Linked DNA regions of Homo sapiens: region 1 is linked to region 2. The links are chromatin loops, found by intact Hi-C in ENCODE. Cell type or tissue: GM12878. All regions are shown on one strand. Region 1 has its middle 20 kb from the start of MGAT5. Region 2 overlaps MGAT5 (alpha-1,6-mannosylglycoprotein 6-beta-N-acetylglucosaminyltransferase).

Region 1 (2,500 bases), 49 kb after region 2:
CTCAATTCCTCTGCTCTGTGGCTCTTCTCTCTCTCCATCAAAACCCACCCAAGGATCAAGCTGAGGTACTCGTTTCTCAACCCTCACTGGGTATCACGATCATGTTGGAAGACGTTTTAAATACAAATGGTAGCCCTCCCCAAGATCATAATTCAATTGGTCTACACAGGGCCAGGAAAGCAGTATAATTTAAAGCAATCCCAAGAGACTCTAAGGTGCAGTCAGAGTTGAGAACTATTGATCTAAGATAACCACCTTCCCAGGCAGATAAGTGGGTAGAAGGGTACTGAGGGAAGAGAAACAGGTATGAGGTCGGGGAGCATGGCAGGGGAGACAGGGGCTGTGTTGAACCAAAGACCAGGCACCCCTCTGATAGGGCAGCCACTTCTCAGCTCTAACCACCAGACAACTTGAGCTAAGACAGCCTGGGTTAGCTAGATCTTCCAATTTTCCAAAGAAGCCAGAAACCCAGAGTTTTGGTCAAATCTGTGTATTCTTAAATGCTGGTGCTAATTTAGATTAAAAAAAAAATTCTGGTGGTCCAAATAAAACGCATCTGCAACCTTCCTTACAACCACCACCCTAAGCACTTGAAGCTGGGGAGTCTTATAAAAAGACTGAGGCAAATATACAAGACCTTGAATTGAAGGCAGTTTACAATCTCACTCACCTGCTCAGTCCACCTCATGACAGGTGTCTGTTACTTTATCCTAATTGCTCAACTATTCTGGACTTTCTAAACAGCAGCTGGTATTGTTCTCAAATATTGACTTCTGCTAATCACTTTCAAAGGATTCTGAGCACTGGCTTCCAGCCCTCATTCACCACCCAACACAAGCTTGTGACTTAGTCACACCTTATTGCTAATCCCAAGAAACGAAGGGAATTTAAAAGCACCTGGTGAGAGAGAAGCAGGCCTCAGAATCCAGAAAGCCTAAGTGACTTGCCCAGGGCCACAAAGACTGTCAAGGTAGGGTGAACAAACTTGTCCCCGTTGGTCACCCTAGTTGAAGGACAGAGCCACATTGCTGTGTCTTATGTATGGACCCCCATAGTCTTATAATTCTTGATATATACATACATTTGACTTTTAGCTTTATGATCTGCTCCCTGTTGAGACTCAAACTTCTTGAAGGAAGAGATTCAAATCTTTCTGTGAACTAACTACTTAATATCTGTTGGGAAAAGTCCTTGTAGCCCCCTTGGTTAATAAAGATGGCTGCTGGTGGTGCCCTTGCAAACTATAGGCATCACTGCTCTAGGAGTCTCTTGGAAGAACCTGTAAGTCTTGACTCCCACCAACCCCTGCCCCCAATCCCCGGCTTCCTTCTCAGCCCCCAACTACTTCATCACATCAATAACAAAGTATGAGAAACACAGAAAAATGAAACACATGAGCAACTTTCAACTGACTGTTTCCTTCTCTCTTTAGACCACAAAGTCTCCCTGCTCTAATGAGATTATTACCCATCATGAAAGGACATAGCATCTAGCGTTCTGATTTCTCCACTCAGAGATACACCTCAGAAGGCAGCTTCTCAGCTGTGAAAGAAGTTGGCCTTTGCAATCCTCTCTTAGAAGTCTGCTTCGGAATTATTCAAGAGAGCCAGAGTCAAACCTAGAGTGTTGTGCATGAATAGAGAGGCAATCTGGTGTGGCAGAGAGGCTTGGGAATTAGATTCAGATTAAAATCTCTGCACTGACATAAGCCAGCCCTGTGCCCTCTTGAAGTTACAGAAATGAAGATCCAGTTTCCTTATCTGTAAAATGTCTACCTGCAGGGTTTAAATTTGCAAAGGGCCTAGTCTAGTGACCGATCCTTGATGAGAGTTACTGGAGAAGTCTCATGACTCCTACAATGAGCCCCAGAGGCCTCTGTGAGTAAGGTGGAAGGACCTAGCCTTCTGCCTGATCTAAATACATTAAGATCTGCCTTTGCTGACCTAGTTTTATTCTAAAGCAGTTGTGGTTTTCTTTCTTCCCTTCAGTTCCTTTTCTCAAAGGATGTAAGCATATCTGTGTGAAACACATAAAAAAAATGCACCAAGTGTCAGCAAAATGTTACTGTAACTGATAAAAAGGCATTTTCTATCTTGTCCATCAGTTTTGATGAGGAAGCAAAGCAGACTAGCCCAATTCCTAGCATTGGTAAAGATTGCTACTTCAAAGAATTTTCTGGGTCAGCACCTAAAAGTCTGAAATCCATTCCACTGAATTCATTATGACCCATAGTAATACCCCATCTCTCAAAGCAAAACTACACTGTGATTCATTGCATAGAGCCATTCCCTGGTAGACACTATATTTTAGACTTATGAATAAAACAAGTACAGAAAACAAAATAAAACACAGAACCAGCCCTGTACCCTTATATTTTACAATCTACAAAAAACAAAGTCAGATTTACACATACCTGGAAAACAACTCACGATGACATCATTTTAAGCTAACTGAATCTTGGATTCAAGAAGAATCAATGTCTATACTATTCTTCTAGCAT
Region 2 (2,500 bases):
GGCCAGGGGTTGGCAAACTTTTTCTGTAAAAAGCCAGATAGGAAATATTTTCAATTTTGTGGGCCTTATGGTCTCCTGTACAACCACTAAATTCTGCAGCTGTAGCATGAAAGCAGCCACAGACAGTAAGTAAACAAATGGGCAAGGTTGTGTTCTAATAAAACTTTATTTATAAATTTAGGCAGTGGACTAATTTGGCCCATGGGCCACAGTTTGTTGACCCCTGACACAGGCTATGTAAATGTGGCCCACTAAAGTTCAACAGTATGGCAGCTAAAAGTTCCAGCACTAGAACTGTTGAGATAAATCTGGAGAACCATCCACCAAGGATTTTGGAAAGTTGCAATCTCCCATTTGGAGGAAATGTTAGAACATCTAAATCTTTTCCACTTATAAAAGCTCATGAATCTCTGGATCTGAAAGAGGAAACAAAGATAATGTGATGTGCTGAAGGTCTCAGCATCAATTCTGTCAGCAGTGGGCTTAATCCCAGCCTCCTGAGCCCTGACCCTACATTTCTTCACTAGGGCTCACAGTCTCTAGCCTGGAATTCCTCAATCTGTGGCCAGTTTACATTCTCAACTCTAATTGCTAGCCAGTCACAAATTTCTCAGAGAGCCTAGTGCAGCGATGTATCCTTGCATCACAGAAAGAGAACCCAGCGGCCGGGGGAAGCTGTATCGTTCTCCTGTTAAGAACAGGACCCAGCTTAAGTCAAGCCTCATAAATAACCATGAAGACCAATGACAACTTCACGGTGGGATTCTGAAGCCTCAAAGCCACACACCCACATTCTCCAAACTGAGAAGAGTTTCTGTAAAAAAAAAAAAAAAAAAAAAAAAAAAAGATACTACATTCCTCAACAATGGCTTTAAATGTGAATAGAGACAGGCACCTACAGACAAGAAGTTGAACCCTATATAAACTGTGCACCGACTTCATGACTGAAACTCCAAACCCTACCTCAAATGTGTGATCCTTCTGTTAAATCTTGATTTTATTTAGCCCCTTCTTTGATGAATGACTAGAACCTGCTCCCCATTTGGTGCCTCTAACATAATTTTCGAGGCTCCTTAGTTTTGGTTAAAAACTTATGGAACAAAGGCACATACAGACCCTCTTAAAACCATTTGCCAAAACCACATTTTGTTAATTATAGCAACAGCCAGTATTTCCTGAGCACTTAACCATGTGCCAGCCCTCCCTCCACAGACACTTTCTCATGTGGCCCCATGAGCTAGTTTCTGCTGTACAGATGAGAGAACTGAGACTTAACCTCTCTAAATGACTTCACCACAGTTGCACCACTGTGGAACTCAGACTTGAACCCCAGCAGCCTGAGTCTGTACTGCGCACACAAGTCTCATCACATGCTGAACCAATGCGTTAACACATCCAGACCTTTCTGTGGTTCCAACACTGCTCTCTCAAAAGTCTAGTTTGAGCCTAGCAGAAACATAAATGACAGATGATACAGTAAAGGGTCCTTTTTTTTTTTTTCGGTTTTGGTTTTAATAGGCCACCTTCTGTATTAGAATTAAAAGGGCCCAACAGTGGTTCTTAAATGCACCCAGGAAGAATGTGCCCTGGGCTGTTGTACAGACTGATCCTGCTGGCAGCTAGCTGGAGAACCCCAGGCCTCCCTCACTCAATAATATGGGTCTCTGCTCAATCTCTCTTCTTCAGAGAGGCTTTCTTGACAAGCCTCAAACCTGAAACAGCACCCACTTCCTTCGCTAATTTCTTACCCTACTTTGCTGTTCCTCAAGCATTTTTCACCAGATGTGTTTATGTATTTGTTTCCTATCTGCCTTCACTGCTGGAGTGTCATCTCCAGAAAGAAGAGATGGTTTTGCTCATCACTATCTCCAGTGCCTAGACAGTGCCTGGCACAGAACAGGCACTTGCCGTATCTGTTAGTAAAGAAACAAATCGATCTCTGGGTGGTAGAATAACAGCTACTTTGTATTTTCATCTTTTTGCTTAGCTGTAATTTCCAGATTTTCAGCAGAGCATCCCTCCTTGTACTACAGAAGCACTGTTTTTTAAGCCTTTCCTTTTGAAAACACAGCACTATTATTCAGTTATACACATCAACTCAAAGGTAGAGATGATGGCTGTATGGTCACTGGTAGCCCGGGGGCATGAAAACCCATGCTAAATTAATCCCCAGGTGCCTGGCTTGACAGCTCCGTACACCCAGCCCGGCATGGCACACACTCCTGGCCAACTCAGTTGCTAATAATGGCCTTCTGCCCTCAGGGAGCAACCATCCTCCCCATGTGGCATAGACACAGGCTAAAAGCCACCTTCTTAATCCTCATTGCATTCCTGGGCAGTACAGGGAAGGCAGTTTATCTTCATCACCATGTCATTCATGTCTGACAGAGGCCAGAAGCGAAAGGAGAAAACCTGAACACACAACCATCTCCAGGAGACACCCATCTGCCTCCCCAGAGTTAGGATTCTGTGAACCACTGATGAGAAATGACTGGCACTT

The links. Hi-C counts contacts between places; a loop is a spot of excess contacts. Peaks named below come from ENCODE experiments on the same cell type or tissue, not always from the same donor. Only the 100,000 strongest peaks of a DNase experiment are listed, where the experiment ranks them.
Region 1: it touches region 2 in a loop (2.4-fold over the local background); 10 of 110 quality-filtered maps call a loop at or near these places.

The regions. Positions count from the first base shown.
Region 1 is chr2:134,233,021-134,235,520 of GRCh38, reverse strand. It overlaps a transcript of MGAT5 not described here. Among named protein-coding and RNA genes, the nearest start is that of MGAT5, 20 kb to the left of the region's middle. In GM12878, no CTCF peak of the experiment used is centred here; DNase peaks (open chromatin) are centred at 1,520 and 1,918; H3K4me3 peaks cover 2,012 bases; H3K27ac peaks cover 2,445 bases.
Region 2 is chr2:134,281,992-134,284,491 of GRCh38, reverse strand. The region is part of intron 2 of MGAT5 (alpha-1,6-mannosylglycoprotein 6-beta-N-acetylglucosaminyltransferase); the gene reads right to left. Among named protein-coding and RNA genes, the nearest start is that of MGAT5, 29 kb to the right of the region's middle. RefSeq lists an enhancer at 1,914-2,123. In GM12878, no CTCF peak of the experiment used is centred here; DNase peaks (open chromatin) are centred at 1,311 and 1,721; H3K4me3 peaks cover 1,225 bases; H3K27ac peaks cover 2,500 bases.